Linked DNA regions of Homo sapiens: regions 1, 3, 4, 5, 6 and 7 are each linked to region 2. A link is a contact called in ENCODE Hi-C data. All regions are on one chromosome and are shown on one strand. The core of a region is the stretch at or near the end of the contact, and the rest is flanking DNA. Distances in the headings are between cores, read along the strand shown.

The links. Hi-C counts contacts between places; a loop is a spot of excess contacts on that map. Pooled maps may share reads with other maps.
Region 1: a loop to region 2 is called in a pooled map, with 10 times the contacts of the local background. The contact joins the promoter of ADAM17 here to the promoter of ADI1 in region 2. A Hi-C loop is called at or near these places in 5 of 50 pooled maps.
Region 3: a pooled map shows a loop between it and region 2 (5-fold over the local background). The contact joins the promoter of MBOAT2 here to the promoter of ADI1 in region 2. A Hi-C loop is called at or near these places in 5 of 50 pooled maps.
Region 4: a pooled map shows a loop between it and region 2 (14-fold over the local background). The contact joins the promoter of YWHAQ here to the promoter of ADI1 in region 2. A Hi-C loop is called at or near these places in 6 of 50 pooled maps.
Region 5: a pooled map shows a loop between it and region 2 (6-fold over the local background). The contact joins the promoter of LPIN1 here to the promoter of ADI1 in region 2. A Hi-C loop is called at or near these places in 4 of 50 pooled maps.
Region 6: a pooled map shows a loop between it and region 2 (11-fold over the local background). The contact joins the promoter of PDIA6 here to the promoter of ADI1 in region 2. A Hi-C loop is called at or near these places in 3 of 50 pooled maps.
Region 7: a pooled map shows a loop between it and region 2 (12-fold over the local background). The contact joins the promoter of ODC1 here to the promoter of ADI1 in region 2. A Hi-C loop is called at or near these places in 5 of 50 pooled maps.

What each region holds. Positions count from the first base shown.
Region 1 is chr2:9,554,234-9,557,423 of GRCh38, forward strand. ADAM17 (ADAM metallopeptidase domain 17) reads right to left here and starts at 1,597. Exons shown (of 19, transcript NM_003183.6): 1 at 1,276-1,597. The coding sequence starts at 1,372. RefSeq lists silencers at 607-901, 1,516-1,805, 2,036-2,255, 2,227-2,521.
Region 2 is chr2:3,517,675-3,520,856 of GRCh38, forward strand. It overlaps ADI1 (acireductone dioxygenase 1), which reads right to left and starts at 1,857. Exons shown (of 4, transcript NM_018269.4): 1 at 1,694-1,857. The coding sequence starts at 1,813. It overlaps LOC124907725 (a long non-coding RNA gene), which reads left to right and starts at 1,872. Exons shown (of 2, transcript XR_007086195.1): 1 at 1,872-2,282. RefSeq lists silencers at 764-963, 1,444-1,503, 1,584-1,903, 1,974-2,103 and enhancers at 1,523-2,044, 2,045-2,565.
Region 3 is chr2:9,002,255-9,005,378 of GRCh38, forward strand. It overlaps MBOAT2 (membrane bound glycerophospholipid O-acyltransferase 2), which reads right to left and starts at 1,430. Exons shown (of 13, transcript NM_138799.4): 1 at 1,286-1,430. The coding sequence starts at 1,360. It overlaps LOC124907728 (a long non-coding RNA gene), which reads left to right and starts at 1,822. Exons shown (of 2, transcript XR_007086199.1): 1 at 1,822-1,874. RefSeq lists an enhancer at 87-741 and silencers at 506-800, 1,344-1,803.
Region 4 is chr2:9,629,725-9,632,513 of GRCh38, forward strand. It overlaps YWHAQ (tyrosine 3-monooxygenase/tryptophan 5-monooxygenase activation protein theta), which reads right to left and starts at 1,273. Exons shown (of 6, transcript NM_006826.4): 1 at 1,217-1,273; 2 at 435-810. The coding sequence starts at 728. RefSeq lists enhancers at 1-761, 505-604 and silencers at 725-1,074, 1,275-1,374, 1,425-1,594.
Region 5 is chr2:11,745,000-11,748,104 of GRCh38, forward strand. It overlaps LPIN1 (lipin 1), which reads left to right and starts at 1,633. Exons shown (of 21, transcript NM_001349206.2): 1 at 1,633-1,672. LOC124907735 (a long non-coding RNA gene) reads right to left here and starts at 460. Exons shown (of 2, transcript XR_007086220.1): 1 at 1-460. RefSeq lists enhancers at 1-373, 2,885-3,105 and a silencer at 1,312-1,881.
Region 6 is chr2:10,811,374-10,814,360 of GRCh38, forward strand. PDIA6 (protein disulfide isomerase family A member 6) reads right to left here and starts at 1,412. Exons shown (of 13, transcript NM_005742.4): 1 at 1,305-1,412. The coding sequence starts at 1,323. RefSeq lists an enhancer at 415-474 and a silencer at 965-1,714.
Region 7 is chr2:10,446,803-10,449,693 of GRCh38, forward strand. It overlaps ODC1 (ornithine decarboxylase 1), which reads right to left and starts at 1,525. Exons shown (of 12, transcript NM_002539.3): 1 at 1,319-1,525. SNORA80B (small nucleolar RNA, H/ACA box 80B) reads right to left here and starts at 47; the gene lies at 1-47. RefSeq lists an enhancer at 706-795 and a silencer at 916-2,395.

The sequences.
Region 1 (3,190 bases), core at 347-2,846, 6.0 Mb after region 2:
TAATTTTAATATCTCAAAATACATATTTATTCTTTTTACTAACATTTATCCTTAAAATGAAGACCCTTACCCTATCCCTCCATCCTAACCACAATCCTACCTCAAAATGTCCTTCAATTTGTACTGACTTACCACTTCTCAGCACTTCCTAACAAGATCCCTTGCCTTTCATTAGTCACTTGTAATCCATTTCAATCGGAAAGAATCATAAGACAGCTGTTCAAGTGATAACACTCTCAACACCTTTAGTATCCATACCAATCCATTACAATTTCTGTCCACTAAATATAAAGAAAAAAAATACTACACATGGTATCATGGTGAAATTTGGGAACCAGTACAACCATGCAAGCCTACAATTTCACACACTGGGAAAACATTATTTCACACTTTATTACTAATTAAAGTATCTTACACGTCAATTTTTGAAAGATAAAAGGATTTTAAAATACACTAAAAGTTCACGCAAACTTACTTCCACCAAAGTTCAGATCCCTTAATGCATCTCCATCCTTAAAATCCAATCTCTCTGGAAAATCTAATGAAATAGGAACCCTCTACTTTCTAGCCTCTAAATTCATCAAACTCGTCACTCTTGATAATTTCTTTGTTTAAAAGTGCAAGGAAAGCATTCATAGTGGCAGCATCACGAGTTGGCTTACCAGGTTTCCGCCTCCCCCCATCTCCCAAGCACCTCCAATAAGCTACAATTGAAATAACCAAGAACGTGCTTAGGATGTTCGCAAAAACACAACTCTTAAGACTCCAACTCCAGTCTCCGCCTCCCAACGAGATTACTGCATAAGTACCTCCTACAGCAGAAATTCTAGTTCCCTCCTTCGAGGACCAGGAAGAATTCTGGAGCTTTGGGCCCTTCCTTTCTGGCTCTGGTAGGAACACACAACACTAGATTTGTTCCCTACTAAGGCAAGAACCCTGACCACATCTCCCTCTCCAAACAAGATCCAGCCACCCTACTCCTTACCGCTTTCCCAACACCCTCCCCGAACACAAAGCTAGGGAGCAAACCCCTCTCAGGCGCTCAGTCACTACATGGAGCCCGTCCAGTAGCCCTTTCCCACTCAGAGACAGGCCCATCTCCTTTATTCTTTCCCCAAACTCCGAGAGCCACACCCCCTTCTACACTGAAAACTTAGGGACGCGCCACCATCGCCAATACCCCGCCCCCAAACACCTGATAGACCCAGCTCCCCTGCTCTTCCCTCAAACGAGCGCTCCAGGCGCCGGCCTAAGCCAACTCCCCTGGGTCTTTACCGAGTCTCTGGTGGGGGCCGAAGCCCGGGTCATCCGGAGGTCGCGGCGCCAGCACGAAAGGAACCACGCTGGTCAGGAATAGGAGAGACTGCCTCATGTTCCCGGCCCCGCTACCGACTCCACCTCTCTGGGCAGCCTTCGCCTGACGGGGTTTCGGAAAACTGCTCACATCGGGGGAGGACGGGATCCGCCCGGCCTAGCCCCTCAATCCTCTTTTCCCTCCCGCGCCGCCTACTGGGAAGATTCTACCGCCAGGCTCGACGCCCCCAGAAGTGCAGGTGGCGTTACCAAAGGCCGGCTCAGCCAGCTTCCGGCCGCCGCTGTCCCCCGCACCACCCACAGCCGGAAGCCGGCTGCCGCGCGGCATCCCGGGAGGCTCCGCTTGCCCCGCCCCACGCCGGTGCGCCGCGGGCCTCTGGTCCGCTGCCGTGTTCGGCCCCGCCCGTCACGTCTAGCTGGGGCTCGCCCGGCGCCTTCCTGGACGCAGACGTATGAGTCCCAACTCCACCCAGTCCGGCCTGGCCTCTGTCCCCGGGTGACCGCGGAATGGGGGGGCGGGAGCTAGCGAGCAGGCCCTCAAGCGCGTCTGGCCGCCTCCTTTGTCTTGATGCCCACGTCTGGTTAGGACCCCTGCTGTCCATTTTATTAAAGGAGCTGTAGAAAGCGGCCTGGGGCCCAGCGACCTGCCCAGGGCGGACGAGGAGGCGCGACTGGCCCGATGCCGCAGGCTCTCTGCCCAGTGTGCTCAGGTGGGAGGGCGGGGACATGAATCGAGCCACAGAGTGCCCTGGGCACGGACCCCCCGCCCCCCCCGGCCCCGGGCCCCGAGCCCCGAGCCCCGAGCCCGGCCACCGAAGCCCGTGCCACTCGCCAGCTCCTGCGAGACGAGCCTTTCGAGCGCAGCTCAGGCATTTGGTTCAGGGTCCTACTGCCGGAGTCGTCTGAGGCCTCCATCCGTCTGTCGTCACGAAAAAGGTTTTGGGGGGACTAATAAGCACTTCCTGAATGCACATTTGCTCCACGCCCCTGCTGTAGGGAGAGGGTCTGCAGACACTTCAACAAATAGAATCCTAGGACCTTACCTGTGAGTACAAGAGCTGGAATCTTCCCACCAACTTCTTAAAATTCAATCCTATACTTGGTCCATTTAGCTTAGACTGGAAATTTCCCAAGGCAGTTTGTTTTGCAATCTTTTGCATGATTTTAGCTCTGTATAGTTTAGTGAATGTTTATGGTACTGAATAAAACAGTCTAAAAACGTTGGGTACATGTTGCTGTTTTATTTAGTTCAACCAAAGTTTATAAAAGTAGGACATAATACGTTTTCCACTTAAGAGTGAGACAGCCTTTATTATGAAACGGTAAATTGTTAGGAATACTAGTCCTATTCAAGTTTCAAGGCTTATTCCTAATAAAATACTCAAACTGTGGTTAAAATTTATGTTAATGGTGGTTTGCCGCAGTAAAATATCAGCGTCTTTTTCAACAATACATTGTTGGCTAAAATTAACCGGACCTGGTCTGTACATCTGAAGTATAAAATATCTTTATTAAACATACCCATTAGTGGCATACCTAGTCAAAAAGTAAGCAGAATTTCACATGCAAATTGTATACAATCTGTAAAAATTGTATTCCATAAGAATGTGACAGTTGAGTACGGTTTTTGGGGGGCTTTTTTGGTGTACCATAATAATGTCATCTGGTTTCTTTTCTGAACATCCAGTCACCATAATGTCCGGCTTGTAACTTTAGTAGATCGTAGATTGTATTATTTTGGTATCCCCAACAGCTCTTGTACAGTGCCTTGCTCATAGAAGGTACTTAGCTGTTTAGTAAATGCCGTTTAAAAAAAAAATCCCGATCCATTTTCTTTTCTTTTTTTTGGGGGGGGGTGGTGGGGGAAAGAGTTTCG
Region 2 (3,182 bases), core at 607-3,106:
AGAATGGCTTGAACTCGGGAAGATGAGGTTGCGGTGAGCCGAGATCATGCCACTGCACTCCAGCCTGGGCAAAAAGAGCAAAAAAAAAAAAGAAAGGAAGAATATAAAAACACACAGGACATTAAAACCACAGAGTAAACATGATTTAATTTTGATAGCCCTGACTCAGAGCAGAACTAGACGGTAGGAAAAACTATGTTTGAGCCCATGTAATAATCTAAAAGATGTCTATTAAAATAAATCTTATTTTATTCTTTGAATACATTAAGAAGCTGACCTGTAATCTCACTCTTGTTCTTGTTCTTAAAACCGTCAAATGCACAATGAAACTCCCCAAGTGTATTAATTTGAACCCTCTGGTTGTTTGGATTGTGGATAAACATAATAAGTCAAAATTTATTCTCCTCTCATTAATGGAAAACTATAAACCACTTGATTGCTTTGAAGAAGTACCCTCCAGCAAGGTAAGTGTTAAACCTTATCCTAGGAAAAGACAAATACTATGTAAACATTAACATGCATGCCCTGTTTCGCACTGGTATGCCAATTGTCACTTCCCTCTTCTGTTATTTAGGATAGAACAAGATGATATCCAAATAGATTATGCTGGAATATTCTATAATCCTTTCCCAAGGGAAAAAGTGTGGTGTCCAGGTAACCCTGTGTATTTCATTTAAATCACATGAATGAAGATTAGATCCAGTCACCCCTCAGCCTATCCCTGAGGCCTACCCTGGCCCTCTCTTTTGCAGTAAACCTTTGTTACTGCAAAACCATTTGCAAATAAACAAGGTGAGCGGATCTGGACTGGTGCTGTGCAAGCAACGGGACACCGGTGCAAAGCCTAGCCCCGCCTTGCAAAGCTAGCGTTACAGAGGCAGGGCTGACACCGGGCCCAGCCGGGACCCAAGCCAGCTCCACCGCCCACTGGAGACGCCCCCACCCCACCACCGAGCGCTACCCCCCGGGGATCCCCGACAGACCGCGGCAGGACCCCGCCTCGATCTGCTGGCGCCCGGTCCCTCCCCCAGGACACTTTCAAGCGGAGTCCCCCTTCCTCCGATAGAAGAAACCCCTGGGCCTTTGACCGAGGTTAGCCAGGCAGGCAGGGCGTCGGACAAGCCCAACGAGCCCACGAACTCGCAGCCCGCCTCCGGCGAATCTTGCAGCCCTGCCGGCCGACCCTTCAGGTCGCTGCCAATCCCGGAGCTGCGCGTGCGCAGCGAGTCCCGGCTGCGAGGCCCCTGACTCGCCAACTCTGCTGCTGAGCATGCGCAGCACACCCCAGGCAACAGAAACGGACCGCCGACCCCCACCAGCCCCGCTGCTGAGCATGCGCAGCCCACCCCAGGCGCCGGAAGCCGACCGCCAACCCCGTAAACTTCGCTGCTGAGCATGCGCAGCACACCACAGGCGCTGGGGGCTGACCGCCGACCCCTCAACGCCGCTGCTGAGCATGCGCAGCACACCCAGGCGCCGCGCAGGAGGCCCTGACCACCCAGCCCCACTGCTGAGCATGCGCAGCCCACCCCAGGCACCGGGAGCCGCCACGAACCCCCAAATCCCGCTGCTGAGCATGCGCAGCATGCCGCGGCTCCCAGGCCGCTGCCCGGCACCTGGAGGAGGCTGGGCTGTGCGCGGCGTTTGGGGGTCGGCGTCGCCCGCACGCTCTGCGAGGCTTGGGCTCGCGTACCTTCCAGTAGAGCACCCCGAGCCGCCGCAGCTGCTCCAGGCCCACTGGGCGGCCGGGGTCGGGGCGGTGGGGTTGCCGCGGGTCGCCCGGGGCGTCGTCCATATACCAGGCCTGCACCATGACGCGCAGTGCGGGTGCCGTGTTCGAACCCAGGGGCCGCGCTCGGAGCCCGTCGGCCGCGCTTTATCTTATAGGGAGGCGTGGACGCGCATGGGAGCCGGGATTGGGCGGCTGGTTGGAGGCAGGGCCGGCGCGGGGGAGGCCCCACGGCTCCGCTGTTTTCGGAAGCAAAGGCATTCAAGCCCCGACCCTGTCCTGGGCACCCTCGGACCTGCCTGAGGCCCGCGGCCCGGGGCCAGCCGTTCGCCAGACGCGCCGGGCAGGTGAAGCTCACCGTAGGCATCGCACGTGCCTTGTGTGTGCTGCCGCGGTCTCCCTGCACCTTCAGAGCAATCTTGTGAGGCAAACGACGTTAAACGTGTTTAGAGTATGGAAAGCAAATGCAAAAAAAAAAAAAAAAGAATAAGGATTTTGTTAAGCTCATGCAGTCCATATGGGCACAGTTGAGACTTCACAGCTCGGATCCCAGGTGAGACATTGTCCTCCACCTCCCCGCTCGCCAGACTTTTGCAGTGTCGGCATTCTGCAGTGCTACCCTGTACTTTTTAAACTTCCTCTTGTTTCCTCTTTTCATCGTTTCTCCCTTCCCCATACACTGTAATGTGCTAGTCTTAGAATAAAAACAAGCTTCCCCTATCCCATTCTGAATTTTTCAATGTAGCTAATAAAGTCCAGCCGCTTGACCATCCTAGATGTCTTTTCAAACCAACGAGTTGAAAAAGATCAGATTATCTCAGCCATTCCCTCAGTCTCTTTAACAAATAACGATAAAGCAGACAGGATTTAAATGAGACTGCTGTAAGAGCACAACCCCAATGCATGCAATTGACTCTTGAACTTCCAGAAATATTGCAAGAAAAATACACACTTATTTCATTTCTGTTCCCTTGCTCTAATGGCTTTGCAAATACATCCTCCTTAGAGAGCCTACCTCTCCACCTCTTCACTTGACCAGTTACTACTCATCCTTCAAGAACACACCTTAGACGCCATTGCCCATTTTTCTGCAGCACTCATGACAAACCTTCATGCAAGAATCTAATGGCAATCTCGCACCTCGCATTTTCTCCTTAAGCCACTGCAATAAGGCTTCGCTTCTCACCACTGGGGAACTGCTAATGACTGCCATATTGCCAGATCCAATCATGGCACTTCTGTTCTTACCAGCAACATTCGTCACAGTTGCCCACGCCCTTCTTGAAACATTTTCTCATTTTCCTTCATGAGGGCATCTTGGCTGCTCCTTCCCAGGCCCCTCCTAGCTCCTGCTCCTCTAACCACTGGTTAGTGGAGCGTTCCAGACTCTCCTCGTCCTGTTCCTATCCACTCACTCCAGGCGACTTTCCATGCTGTGCTGCCGGCTCCTGCA
Region 3 (3,124 bases), core at 180-2,679, 5.5 Mb after region 2:
CAGAAGTTATGACCGCGATGTGGAATTTCAACAGAAGCCACAATTGTTTAACACTCCTTCGACATACTTAAGGCGATTTTATTTAAAACAGTAAAGCACAAAGCAGCTAGTATCCTAATGTCAGGTTTCCAGCTTGCTGCTATGGAAAGCCGTCTGGACAAGAAGGAATCCCGTATTGAAGTGAAATCCCTGAAGACTAAATGACAGCAGCACCTTCAAGTTCAAGACAGTGAACCAGTATCCCGTGTGAAGTCCAAACACTTCCAGGTTAAGTACACTTGAAATAACTGTAAGCAAAATTTCCAAAGTTAACTACCTTTAGCCTGGGGCTAGAGCAATCACCTAACTATACACCCCCGCCCCCCAGCCCCCGCCTCATTAACAACTTCCCTAAATCTCACTGTCACAACAAAATACTTCCAAACTTTCTTTTCTCAGTAAAAATGGCGCTGCTTTTCCCATCACAATGCTGTTTATTTCTCAGTAATCGTTAGGCCCTTTAAACCATCAAACTCGATTGGCCTCATTTAAATACCACCCTTCCCTAGACACTGTCAAGAGCTTTTCTGAGGGCTGGGCAAGGAGGTAAAGTGGCTGCATCAATCTACAAGGTTGCCACTTTGTCAGCAAGAATCCTGGGATTAACTCCGACTTTTCTTCATAACCTGTCTGCCTTCCCACAAACTGTTGCCTCTGTCTCTCTTAAGCCACAATCCAACGCAAACTGTCCCCAAAGTGCAGTAGCGCTTAAGCCTCTCCGGGCCCCTAGCACCCATCGACGCCGTCTCTAAGGCACCCAGCACACCCAGACCCATGCATCAGCCTCTCCGGGGGTCGCTCAGAGGCGCGCGCGGGGCAGGCAGCACCACGCCAGGCTCCCCAAAGCGCAGCCTTCCGCACCCTTTCCACAACCCGGTCCATGCGCACCGGGGGCTGCTCCGGGACCCGACCACCGGATCCGAGCGCCGCTGCCGCGAAGGGCAGGGACCGCATGCACACCCGCACGCCCATACGACCACCCTCCCCGGGGGCTGTCGCCGGCAACAACGCCCGGCCCACCTCCCGCTCGGCCCGGGGATGGCGGGCTGGGGGCGCACCCAGGAGGGAGGGGGCTCTGGGACAATAACCGGCTTGTTGCCCCCTCCCTTCCAGGGAGCGGCGGGTAGGGGGGCACCGGGCGCCCGGCCCCAGCCCCCACCCTCCTCCCGGGCCCCCGGTCGGGTGGCACCGCGGCGGGGAGGGGCGGCGAGGGCGCGACGCCCGGCGCCAGGGCGCCTCGGGGTACCTGGTCGATGGGCAGCTGCACGGCGTTGCTGAGGGGCTGCAGCAGGGTGGAGCCCGTGGTGCTGGTGGTGGCCATGGCCGGGCCTCGGCGCTCCGGCCGCCCGCGCCGCTCGCCCGCTCGCGCTGTGCCGGGCGACGACGAGGATGGGGATGCAGCGGCGCGCCCGCCCCTGGGCCGCCCGCGGTCGGAGCTCTGCGCGGGGAAGGCCGGGGAGGGGCCGGGGGCGGTGCCCGGCTCGCACCTCCCCCTCCGCCGCCACCTCCTCCCGCGCCCGCCGCCCCCGACCGCCCTGCACAGGCGCGGCCCGTCCTGCCGTCGCCCCCGTCGTCCCCGCCCCGGCGCCCCAGCCGCATCCCCCGCCCCCGACTTCCAGCAGCTTCCAGCGGCCCCCTCCCCACCTCGCGCGCTCTCGCTCCAGACAGCTGCGCGACCCAATCGCGGCGCGACGCCCTGACGCCCGCAGCCAATCAGAGAGCGCCGGCCGCGCCACGCCCCTCCCCCGTGCCGAGGACCCGGGCGAGGGCGCCGAGGCGCGGCCCGGGCCGTCGCCGGAGAACGGCTGGCCAGCGTCGTGGGGCGCGCTCCTCGGGTGAGAGCATGGAAGAGCGTCTTTGCCCCTCACTCCTCGGTTTCTCCTCCCTGGAATGTCGCGGCCCCCCACCCCTCTCTGGGAGAGACGGCAGACAACAAAGGGGCCCGGGGTGGCGGCCGGAGGGACGATGTGAGGGACGCCGCCGAGCCAGCGCCAGGGGAAGTTGGGGACGAAGGTGGGGGCTGGGAGGACGACAAACCAAAACAGCGACCTGGCTGAGAAGCCCCTTTGTCTGGGAGAGTGCCGGGTGAAAGCCCAAAGCTGAGAGCAGCCCCGGGGTCTGACGCTTTCGTCACCCTGCAGCCGCACCCGGGCCTTTGGGTGGTGAGAGCTGGGCCTGGGTTCGACGCCCGCGGGCGCAGGGAGACCGGCTCCCCTTTGCTGTGTGAAAGTTTAGTTCTTTGTAGCCAGCCGCCCTCGTTGAAGGCCCCACCTTCTTCCTGAGAAAGTTTCTAAGCATCCCTTCACCCCTTGAGCGCAGGCACCCCCAGACTGTTGAAGTCCGCCAGGTTTACATACCCTGGCGGGTCACGTGTATATATAATCCCCCCAACTTCGTAAAAGTAAGCCATTTGAGTTCCTTTAAAATGCAAACGTCAACTTCTGTTCAGAAGACTTTAAAAGAGGAGAAATGCCACAGCAGTTATGAGGACAAATCAAGACTCAAGGATTTGGCAGTTTAACTTTGGTAGAAATAACTAATGTTTACTGAGAGTTTAACCACAGCTTTAATACTTTTGGTATTTAATCCTCACAATAACCGTGTGAAATAGACACTTTTACACACCCTCCTTCAAGGAAGTTGAGTCACAGAAGAGGTAACTTGCCCAGGGGCACACAGCTGGTAAGTAGATTGGAATCCAAGTAAATCTACATTTAGAGCCGACCTTATCACTAGGCCTTCATCTCTCTCACACTTAACACCCATTCCAGAAACTCCCGTCAGCTATCAGTTATACCATTGGGTTGATGACTAGCTTAGAGTCTTGAATAAGAAGGCAGCACAGATAAAAATACACCTGCCTTAGTAATCAGTCTGTGGGCTTACGTTTGTCTCTCTGAAAAGGAGGCAGTGGAACTCATCAGTGCAATCCCGTCTTGCCTAGAATCCTTTCACTGGTCGACTCAATCCTAGTTTGGTGGATTCTCAGCTGAAATGGAATAGAGGATAAAAGGAAGAGTAAAAAGAACAGGACCTTCATTCCCCCAGGGGAGTGTTCCAGTGGGATTTGTAATCAATTAGAGAG
Region 4 (2,789 bases), core at 23-2,522, 6.1 Mb after region 2:
CTGGGTTTGGGAAAAAATCCCTACTACATTGTCTGTAACAAAAAGGTGCCTGCGCCTTCTTTCAACTGCCTGAAGCTTGTGAACCGACTGAATACATTTAAAGGGCTCACAGATCTCAGGACGCAGTCTCCCCGCACAAGAAACTTAAAAACGCCTTTCAGTCTCGCAGAGACCTACTTGGATGTTTCCAAGTTCCATCGTTTGGTAGCTACCCAGCATCTGGGGCGAAAAAAAAGGACTTATCCTTGGAAAAGCGGCTTCTTGAGTCTCAACAACCGGAGGGACACAGTAGGGAAGTCAGGGCTCACCTAAAACCCTCCACCCCAGCAGACAGTCCGGCAAGCCCCGGCTCACGTTTGTTTCCGTGCCCGCGAAACTCTCAATGAAAAGCATCTCACAAAAGGCCTCCCCTGCTCCCCGCGCCGAGGACTCACCAGCACCGTGGTGCAGATGGATCTCAGCTCGGACTCCACTTTCTCCCGATAGTCCTTAATCAGCTGCAACTTCTTGTCGGAGGTGTCGGTCTTCTGCTCGATGCTAGAGATGACCCTCCAGGCGGACCTGCGGCCCCCGACCACGTTCTTGTAGGCCACGGAGAGCAGGTTGCGCTCCTCGTTGGACAGCTCGGCGCCCTGCTCGGTCACTGCCTTCATGCAGGTGGCCATGTCGTCGTAGCGCTCGGCCTGCTCGGCCAGCTTGGCCTTCTGGATCAGCTCAGTCTTCTCCATGGCGGGCGCGGGGCCGGGGCCGGGGCGGAGGGCGAGGAGAGCGAGGGCGAGCGCCGACCCGCAGCGGGAGGAGCCTCGAGAGCTGCGGAGGGGCGGGGCGGCGAGGCGAGAACAAAAAGCAGAGAGGGAGCGCCGTCAGACAATGCGGCCCGCCGCCCGCTTTTGTCTCCCGCACACGCGGCCGCTTGAATTTCCCTCTCCCCCGCCCCCTCCCCCGCTGGGCACCCGGGGAGGCCGCGGCCCGCGGCTGGAGGAGGCGGGGGCGGCGCGGAGGCCCCGCGCGCAGGGAGCCCGAGCCGCGGCCGCTCCCGCCACCCCCGCCCGGCCGGCCCAAGATGGAAGCGACCGTTGGCCCCGCACCTTCCCGCCCGGAGCCGTCCCTGAGGGGAGCGGCATCGACAACCGGCTGCTCTCAAGGGCGGCACCTCCGCCCGGCCCTCAATCCGAGCGCGGCCGGAGGAAGCCCGCGGGCCGACCCAGGCGCTCACCTTCACGTCTCCGCGGCCGCGACGCGAGTCCCACCACTTTGATCTGCTTTTGGCTTTAGCTGAGGACCCTCCCGTGTCAGCCTACCCCGGGGCCGAGGGGCGGTCCACCGCCCAATGATGCGCCGAGCTTCTCCCGAGAGTCCCGCCCCCAGCGCGCCGCTGGCCAATGAGGACCGAGCGCGCGGAAGGGGGCGAGGGGGGCGGAGCGGGAGGGAACGCGGAGGCTAGGAGGGTGGGTCGGTACGGGGAAGTTCGGTTGGCCGGCAGGCTGCGGCTTCGGCCACGGGGTTTCCTCCAATTAGATCCAGGGTAAAAGGACGTCACTGTTGCCATGGCGATGCCGTTACCAACTCCCCTCAGCCTCCCCGCCACCCCGGCACTTCTGGGTGCGGCACGAGACCCAGAGGCGCGCACGACCTCCTAGGCGGCGGCTGCGTCTCCCGCTGCGGATGGTGCATTGCATCTCACGGGCTCTGGCCGAGGCTGGACTTCGGAGGGTGACATATTCAGCTGTTTTAGAGCACGGGGGCCTTTCTTTCCTCCACCTTTCTATCCGTGACAAAGGTTTGGATCCCAAGACACTAAACCCAGACCTTAATGACGTTGCCATTAGGGCTCCGAATTAAGCAAACCGCATCCCCATTAAAGAAGAATTGATTCTGGAGACGGTGTCTTCAGTATGGCATTTACATGATAAATTCAAGTTTTCAGATGGGCATCCTAAAACAAAAAATTCCCTTGTGAAAAGGTAGGTCCCAGAAGATCCAGGGGAGTTTCTGTGACAATGCCAAGTATTGTGGTTTTCTTTAAAATGAGAAATGACATTAAGCACAATTTGCAGGAAAACACCTATTACTACCCCTTCCCACCCCCGCAAAAAAAAACCCTGCCCATAACATCTCTCCCCGCAAAAAAAAAGCAATTTTTATGTATCTTTTAGGCTTTCCAGGTTATGCACCTAAATACATCATTTTTCACATCGTTGTCACATGTGCACACGCTTTTGTTTCTGGTATTATTTGTGAGAGGTCACTTGAAAAGCTGAAATCCTCTCCCTGGATGTTGATTTCTGATTTTCTCCTCCTGGGGAACACCCTGCTGAAGCGAGAAAGATTCCCCCAGGCCCCTCCCATTCAGGGTCATCCCTGGCAGCTCCCTTTCCTCTTAAACCACTCCTGTCTCTCCTTGCACTTCCCCAGTTCCCTAACTCCATCCAGGTAGGGTGGCTGCCCTGCCCGTCTGGCGCGTGGTCCCTGTGCCATCTTAAGATGAGAATTGCCCTCTGGGTTCACGCTGCTATGATCCCGATTCCAGCAGGTCTAAGGAGAATGGATCATAAAGAATTTCCCATTCTGAGTGGAGACTGGAGCAAATCCGGAGAATCTCTAGAATGGGAGATTTGAGAGTGCAGACAGATGGGAGGAGAAGGTGCCGACTTTCCAGAAATTCAGACTCCCTCTTGACTGCCCCTCCCTGTCCTGACTTGTGAAGGTTGCTTTGTGCTTTGACAGACAGGAGCGGCCTGGATTGGAAAGGGCCTGTGTCTTAATGCAGAAATGCCTTACTATGTTCC
Region 5 (3,105 bases), core at 383-2,882, 8.2 Mb after region 2:
CCCCTGGACAAAGCTCTCCAAGCAGCTGTCCCCAAACATCTATCTCAAGCTTGCTGGCTTATCCAATTCACTAAGCTGCCGCATTCGATGCTGTTTCTAAGCTGGCCTCCTCCCTGGCCCTCTGCATCTCAGCAGAGCAGCGGTTCCATCTCCACACTGAGACTTGCCTTTGAGTATCGCATCACACACCTCCACCGGTTCCATTCATCAGTAAGCCTGTGGGTTTTGCCTCCAAATCTCTCTGAAGTCCTTCCGCTTCTTGCTGAGTAGCCCCTGTAATCTGAGCCACCATCATGTCCCCCGGTTTCCTGCAGTGCCACCTGTCTGCTGGCTTCTACTCCTGCAGTCCATTTTCCATGGAGTGGAGGGGTGACTTTTTAAAGAAGTAAATTAGATCATATAATTCCCAGGTTTAAAATTCTTTTTGGACCAGGCGTGGTGGTTCACACCTGTAATCTCAGCACTTTGGGAAGCCAAGGTGGGAAGACTGCTTGAGCCCAGCAGTTTGAGACCAGCCTGGGCAACATAGGGAGACCTGGTCTCTACAAATAGTTTGAAAAATTAGCTGGGCGTGGTGGCATGCACCTGTGGTCCCAGCTACTTGAGAGGCTGAGGCAGGAGGATTGCCTGAGGCCAGAAGGTGAAGGCTGCAGTGAACCGAGATTGTGCCACTGCACTGTAGCTTGGGTGACAGAGTGGGACCCTGTCTCAAAAAGAATTGGTTTGGAATAACATTTAAATAATACCTAAACTCCTTGCCTTGGCCTACAAGACCTGAATATTTGGCCCCTGCCTTCCCTCCAGCCCACAGCACCGGCCCCAGGACCTTTGCACCTGCCATTTCTGCTCTCCAGAAAGCCCTGCCTCCTCCCCATCTTTGTAGTCATAGGTGTTTCTTGTCATTTAGAGTTTCAGTTCAAATATGACACCCTCCCATTGATGGAAATCATTTCACCACCAGACGTTATGTGGCTCATTGTTTATCCGCTGCCTGCCTCCCGGCTGGAGAGGCGCAGGGAGCTGCCTGTCCCTCCTGTTCAGAGCCACCGTTCCGCACCTGGACCACCGCTTGGCAGAGGCGGGAGTGGAGGCTGTCACCATCAGGATGAAGGACAGGGGTGGCCCGGCGTGGAGAAGCTAAGAAGAGATGGCGATAGGTCAACGCGATTGCGCCTTTAAGGTGGAAGAAACGAAGGGCGAGGGTCAGTAAAGTCAAGGACGGGCTCAGATCCCGCCACTGGTGATAAGCGGGACCCATAGGACCGACGTGATCGCGGCCAGGCCCTGGGTGGTTTACCTGGACTTTTACCTGGCTGCCTTTTCTCTGCACCCCTCCGTCCTCACTCCCCCAGTCATCGGCATAGGTCAAGTCAGAGTGTTGAAGAAACACACGAGTTTGGCTCTGGAAAGGAAAATCAGAAAGGCGGCCTAAGGGGCCCCACCCCCAGGAACGCTAAGATAGGCGGCCAGGGGTGAGCGGGCAGGGCCGGCCAGCAGGCCCTGAAAGCAGCCGGGCCACCAGCGCGTCCCGAGTCCCCCTCGCACCGCCCCGCTTGCCCCGCCCCTGCCCTCTGCCCCCGCCCCTGCCCCGCCCCCGAAGGCGAGCTGCGCTGACAGCCGGCGGCGGGCTGGGTGTTTGCAATACAAAGGCGGCCACGCGCGGCGCCGCTCGGTGAGTAGCCGCCGCCTCCAGCCTCCCGCTGTGGAGCAGGGGCCGCAGCCTCGGGTTAGGCGGGGCGGGGCGCGGCGCCGGGGCGCTGAGGACGCGTGGCGAGGCGGGGGCTCGGCCCCGGGGCCCGAGGACCGACGGCCGGGCTACGTCCCCGGGGCCCTCTACGGGAAGTGGTTCGGGGGAGGGAGGCGGGGAAACAGGCCCCGGAGGCCGGGAGGGCCTCGCGAGCATCCCTCGGGCCTGGCTTTCCTGACGCGCCGCGAGGCCCGGTGTGGGCCCGGCTTGGCTGATCTCGAGCGGCGTAGGGGCCACTGGGGGCTGCCGCGCAGTCCCAGAACCGCGGGGACTAGCTCCAGCCGGCCAGCGCGGGTGCGTCCTGGCTCTGCGCGATCATCCCCAGCTTTGCGCCGGGGACTGGGATGAGAGCCTTTCTTTCCCCCGGAGTTAGGATTCCAGCGCTGCAGTTGAGGAAACTGAGGCTCAGGGAGGTTGACCTCTGTGCCCAAGGTCATACAGTTGCCGGGCGGCAGGGCAGGCTGAGCCCAGGTTGGAATCCCGGTTCTCATATTACAGCTCTCCCCTGCGAGGCCTCTGCACCTTTCTTGCAGCCTAGGAGGTGCTAGGCCTAGTGAGCTCCGTCAGCTGCTCCTGCACGTAATTTTATTATGGGCAAGGCCAGGAAAATGCAGGATGAGAAGTAACGTTTTGGGAGTAACTTAAGTGCTGTGGAGCTAGAGTAGGTAATTTGTGTGGTCAGTAGTTGCTGGAGAAAGCAGATGTCAACCCTGTTTTTGATCAGCAAGCAGGAAACCAACTAAGACAACTGGCAGTATTAATTTGGAGATGTTTTAGAACCCGGCAGTTTCCCACAGGATAGAAGTGTTTTGGGAAATCAAAGCTTGTAGCCGTTTTTTTAATTGGGGGTGTTGTGGTATGGTGGTCTAGGGGTAGTGATTGTGAGATTGACTGTTTATCCTTTGTTCCGTAATTTGGGTCTTATTAATGAAAGTAAGCAGTTGAGGAATGTATAGTATTTGAGAAATAAGCACATCCACACATGAACACTTTTCTTGCTCCCAGATTCTTGTTGAAAGGTGTAACAGTTGGATTTATGATTATATACTTTGATAGCACTTCACGTTTGCCAGCATTTGTTATTGAGTGTTTTTGTGCATGGGTTGTGTGTTTTGGCGCTTATTATTCCTATTTGCATGTGGGGCCCTGTGGTCCTGTGGAGCCAGGCCTGGATATAGCCCTGGACTCGGGTCGGGAGGTCTGGGCTCTGCCTGAGCTCTGTGGGACCCTGAGCGAGTTCTTTCACCCACCCAGGTCTCGCTTATCAGCAGTTCCTTTCTTTTAGAAAAGCACAGGGGGACAAGGGGCGGACCTGCTGAGTCTTGTGGTGTGGGAGAGAACGCGAGGGTTCAGGTGAG
Region 6 (2,987 bases), core at 162-2,661, 7.3 Mb after region 2:
TTAAAAATTAGCCAGGTGTGGTGGCATGTGCCTGGATCCCTTGAGACCAGGAGTTCCAGGCTGCAGTGAACTATGATGGAAACCCTGCACTCCAGCCTAGGAGACAGAGCAAGACCGTGTCTCAAAAAACAGAAAGACATGTACTAACTCATTAATCCTCAGGACAACCCTAAGGGAGTACTATTATCAGTCCCTAAAATGGTGAACACCGTTGAAAAGGCACTGGCACAGAGTGGTTAAGTAACTTGCTCCAAGTCACAGAGCCAGTAAATAGGGGGAAGGTGGTCTGAGGCCAGAGCCGAGGTTAAGGACTGTCAGAGCCAAGGCTGTGACCAAGGCGAGCCCGGCAAGGACAGGACCCTCGGCCTCGCCCACTAAGAAGCAGACATTTACAGAATTCCTAAGACGCCGCGTTCCATTTCGTTTTTAAGGAGTCCGATCACATGCGAAGCGCCCCTGCGTCTTAAGCCCAGCTTTTGGAAGGCACTGTCCCTTTCTAAGGGAACTATGGGTCCTTATTTCAGGACTGAGATTTAACATTTCAGTTTTTCGTTTCTGAGACAGAGTTTCACTCTTGTTGCCCAGGCTGGAGTGGCGCGATCTCGGCTCACTGCAACCTCCGCCTCCTGGGGGTTCAGGAGATTCTCCTGCCTCAGCCTTCTGAGTAGCTGGGATCACTGGCGCGCGACACCACGCCCGACTAATTTTGTATTTTTAGTAGAGACGGGGTTTCGCCATGTTGGTCAGGCTGGTCTCGAACTCCTGACCTCAGATGATCCACCCGCTTCGGCCTTCCAAAGTGCTGGGATTACAGGTGTGAGCCACCGCGCCCGGCTTAACATTTCAGTTTTTAAAAGTAGGAGCTGCATAAAGCAGGTGGCAGAAACAAGCAGCAGTGCAGGACGCCCGCCAACCTCCGTCCCCACGCACGAGTTCGAGAAGAGCCCGGAACAAGCTCCCCTGCGACTCTCCGGGAATACAGACCCCCTCCCCGGGATCCGGCCGGGGCTGGGCTCCGCGGCTCTCCCGCCCGGCCCTGGACCCCGCGCCCGGCTCCAGCGCACGAGGCTCCCGCCCCCCGCGGCTGCGGAAGCCCCTCCCCACGGGCGCCCGAGTCTCCCGCGCACCCGCACCTCCGCCGGGGCAACCTAGCAGCTCCTCCGGACGCCGAGGCCCGCGCCTCCCGCCCGCCAGGCCCACTTCCGGCCGCCTGCGGCCGCGGCCCGCCGGGGAACGGCCTAGAGATTCGAAACCTTTCAGGCCGACCCCAGCTCGCCCGCCTCCCTCCGCTGGCCCGCACCTACCGAGCACCAGGAGAGCCATGCCGAGCGCCGGGCTACGTGCAGTCCCCACCGCCGCCGCCGCTTCAGCCCTGCAGCGTGCCGCACGCCGCGCCCCCGCGCCCACGTCCCGCCCCAGGCCAGTCCGGTGGTCCGAGGGGCGGCCGCGCGGGGGCGGGCCGGAAGGCGCTCGCCAAGCCGTGGCTGCGGCTCATTGGTCCGGGCGGACATCGCTCACTCACATATCCAATGGGAGGCGGCCGGGTAGAGGTTACCGGTTTGGTTTTTTTTCACGGGGGCGGTGGCGAGCAGCGGAAGGCGGGGCCTGCTGGGGGCGGGGCTGGCAGTCTCGGCTCGCACCGCCTCAGCTCCTCCGGGCCCTCTCGGGGTGCTGCTCGGAGGGGAGTCCAGTACTGGGCGTTTTTACCTTAGTTCCTTATTCTGCACCCCCCCACCCCGCCTCCTCCTTGCCTGTGTGCGCCCCCACCCTCTTTATCCCGGGGGAGCGTGACTCGGCCTCAGGGCACCCACGGTCCTGGGAGCTGACAGGGAATTCCTCTTGTGCCCGACGAATATTCCGTGGACACACATTTGCTCCGCACGCGCTGTCTGCAATGTAATTCGACAAGTTTCTATTTTGTTGAATTACTTTTGAAAGTTCTTCCGTCCAGGGCGCATGGCTCTGCAGAGCCTTCTCCTCCTTCTCTGGAGAACCCCAGGGACTTAAGCGGTAGCCTCCTCGCTGACAGGGTCTCCACTTTGTCCTGGGGGGCGAGGGGGCTGGCAATGCGCTCACGTGGGTGTGTGCTTTGTAAAATATGCAAAAGTGAAAAAAAATATGTTTGTGGGGCAGGCTGGCGAGCAGTGGCATGATACAGTTCACTGCAGCCTTGAACTCCTGGGCTGCAGTGAGCCTCCTGCCTCGGCCTCCCAAAGTGCTGGGATCACAGGCATGGGCCACCACGCCCGGCAAAAGTAAAAATTTTTTTGCTTTTTTTTGAGATGGAGTTTTGCCCTTGTTGCCCAGGCTGGAGTGCAAAGGCGGGGTCTTGGCTCACTGCAACCTCTGCCTCCCGGGTTCAAGCGATTCTCTTGCCTCAGCTTCCCGAGAAGCTGGGATGACAGGTGCATGTCACCACGCCCGGCTAATTTTTGTATTTTTAGCAGAGACAGGGTTTCTCTTGCCTCAGCTTCCCGAGAAGCTGGGATGACAGGTGCATGTCACCACGCCCGGCTAATTTTTGTATTTTTAGCAGAGACAGGGTTTCTCCATATTGGCCAGGCTGGTCTCGAACTCCCGACCTCAGGTGATCCGCCTGCTTCGGCCTCCCAAAATGCTAGGATTACAGTTGTGAGCCACCACGCCCGACCTAAAAGTAAAATCTTTCAAGCACAAGTTAAGACCACTGTATCTTTCCGCCTTGATTCTCCCTCCTATGTTTGGAGTGGACTCGGACATTTTGTTTTTGTATTAGTAATTTCTCCATATTGTAGTGTGTAAGGCATAAGTATTCTTAGGCAGGGGTCCAGGAGTGGTGGGGGCCGGCTGGTGGGCTTCCTGGAGGAAGTGGCACTAGAGCTGCGTTTGGAAGATTTTTCAGGCAAACTGAACTCAGAGGCACAGCAGCCCTCTGAAGTCACGGGGGCCTCTCCTGGAAGCCACATGCCAGCATTGATTTTCCCCAGGGAGGCTGCTTGTCCCGGGAC
Region 7 (2,891 bases), core at 275-2,774, 6.9 Mb after region 2:
TATGACAGGCCCAGGGTGACGGGCCTGTCATAAATCCAAACCCATGCATAGAATTTGCTTTAAAGCTCTATCTATTGTGACTGCTTGGCATTGTCAACCTCCGAAGTTGCCTAAATCACCCCTCGGAGAAGGGAAGAGAGTAACAACGCTAGCAAAACCATTTTTGTTACAGACATGGTTATATATTTTTGTTTATATGAAGAATATTTACAATTTAATAATAAATAGGCTCATGCAGTCTCGGACTGGGTCATTTGAGGCCTTATTAAATATTTTTAAGGCAATGTTCAGGCCTAAACTTGGAAAGTTTTGATTTCTTTTTAATACGCCAATACTTTTTTGCTTTTCTGTATCTTTTAAGGCGTTACTTAAGTAACTTACTTGAATATATTTTACTGAAGAACACCTTTCGGTCTTTCTGTAACAGCTAAGTTATTTAAAATGGTCAATCAATTAGCACAAGAGGATAATGTTAGAAGAGATAGGGGCTAATTCAAACAAACTTTGAAAAAAATTTCACAAATCAATTAAAGTCTGCCCAATTTTATGTTTAAACAAAGTCAGCCAACACATTCTTTGTCCTCCCCAGACATTCCTGAGAGGTTCTGCCTTCTACACTTTCACCAATTATTTCGACTTCGCAAACAGCACAATCAGCCTTTTCTGCAAACCTTAGGGCTGTCTCCCCTGTGTATGTCCGTTCATCTAAGCCAAGCTTTTCCGAAATCACCGAGTCATTCACAGTCCTTAAATAAACACCTCTAAGTCATGGCCGAGCATCTAATATCACAGCTACTACAGCAAGACTATCTTAGCTCTACCCACTCTCGCGGGTTTCCAAATTGGTGTCATCTGCTCTGTAGACACAGCGAAAATAAAAACTGGAAGGAAACTGAAGGCGCCAAGGCCGGGGCCCGCTCGTCTGTACCAAGGCGAGCCCGGGCTCTGCGCCCCTGCACCTGCTGCGCGGCCGCCAGGGCCTCCCCAACGGCTCCCCGGCCAGCGCGCGGCCGCCGAAGGGTTGGGAAAGAGGCCGGCGCGGGGCCGCAGGGTCTCCGGGTGGGTCTCCCCTAGGCCCCTCCAGCCCCGAGCTGTGAAGACGGGGGCAGAACGAGGCGCCCGGATCACCCTTATCCAGCCGCGGGAGAACCCCGGGCCGGGAGGAAGCGGCGCCTCAAGGTCGTGGCCCGCTCGGCGACCACGTGTCTCCGCAGGCCGGCGAGGCGCGCCGCACACGTGCCCGGGGCCCGGGGCCCGCAGCCCGCCCCGGCTCCCGCCCTCGCTCCCTCCCTTCCTCCGCGGCCGGGGAGTCCCTCACCTCAGAGCGCCCAGGCGCCGCAGGCCAGCCCCATGGGGAAGCGCAGACGCCGGAGCCTGAGTCGCAGCCGCAGGAGCGCTCGGCCGCCCCCGCCGCGCCCGTCAGCGCCTGGCTCCCGCCCGCCGGAGACGCCGGCCCGAGGTGGCGCCGGAGCTGCTGGCAGAGGGGCGGCGGGCGGCGGCGGCGGCGGCTACAGGAGGGACTGACAAAGCCCCACGGCACGCCGCTCCCTACTTATAGCACCGGCGGGTCGCCATGGAGACGCACCAGCTCAAACCAGCCACGATCGGTTCCGGCCGGGACACCGCCGGGGGAGGGGCGGGGGCCCGGCGGTGGCCAACCCGGGCCCGCGCGGAGCTGGTGGGGCGCCGGCGGGCCGACGTCAGCCGAGCCGAGCACCGCCTGCCCCACGCGTGGCCCCCGCCCCCGGCTTCGCGCCCCGCCCTCCCCGCCCTGCGGCCGCCTCTCCCCGCCCTCCCCGCCCTGCGGCCGCCTCGCCCCGCCCCGCCCTGCGGCGGTCTCGCCCGCCTGGAACTGGTCCGCGCACGCGCACGACGCCGCAGGCCCCGGCCCCGGCCCGCGGCAGCTGAACGGCAGAGCCTGTAGCTGCACAGCTGTGCTTCCACCTGGCGTTCAGTACCTCGTGCCCGAGAGCGGAAAAGGGAAATCGCGAGCGGAGGACCGATGTGCTGGCCACGTGGGCCCCGCCGGGCCGACTCCGGACCCTGCTGCCGCCCATTCCTCCGGTGCAAGGGACCTGGAAGTGATCCCGGTGCCGCTCTGCTCCCACCAGCTAGGGAGCAGAGGCGCGGGAGGGAAGGGGCGTCCCGGGGGTCGCCAGCACGCTGCGGGCAGGGCTGGCAGCCGCCTCCACGCCCCCGCGCTGGAAGCCTCGTCTTTGTAACATCGAGGTATCCTGTAACTAGATGGGTCCTGGCCTGCGGAGGTAGTTTCCCCTGTGAAGCCAGGGACTCAGCCAGGAGCGTGAGGGGACCCGGATCCTGAGTCTCCAAGCCGCCCACTACCCTCTGCTTTACCGGATGGAACTCATCAGTAACTAGGTATCTTTAAGGGCGGCTCCCTGGCGCGCTCTGAGAGTTACGGAAGTCCCAAAATGCTTTGACCGAAAACGTCTAAACAGTGAATACATAAAGCAAAAAGCCGCGTGGGAAATTCGAGTCCCTAGGAGCGCCCAGGGGACGCCTCTGGAGGTGGACTGCCACTCACTCCAGGCCACGCTGGAATGCCCGCACCAGGGAGGCACTGCACTTGAATTGGGGACACTTTTTTTTTTTTTTTTCATTTTTACCTTTCATTCCCTTTTGGACAATCCAGACAGGATATGTCTCTCCCTAGGGTGGGGATTTCGACTCCTTAGGGTGGGAGTACAGCCGATGAAGAGTTAAGGAGAGGAGTGGGTAGATCTAGATCTAGCCTTGGGTGGGTGGGGGCGGGGTTGGAGGAGCTCAGAGCACTGGCCCAGCGCTGCCCCCAACTTGCTGTGTGCTCTTGGACAAGTTATCTCCCTTCTCTGGGCTTCAGATAACCCAAGGATCCTTACATATCTTTATAG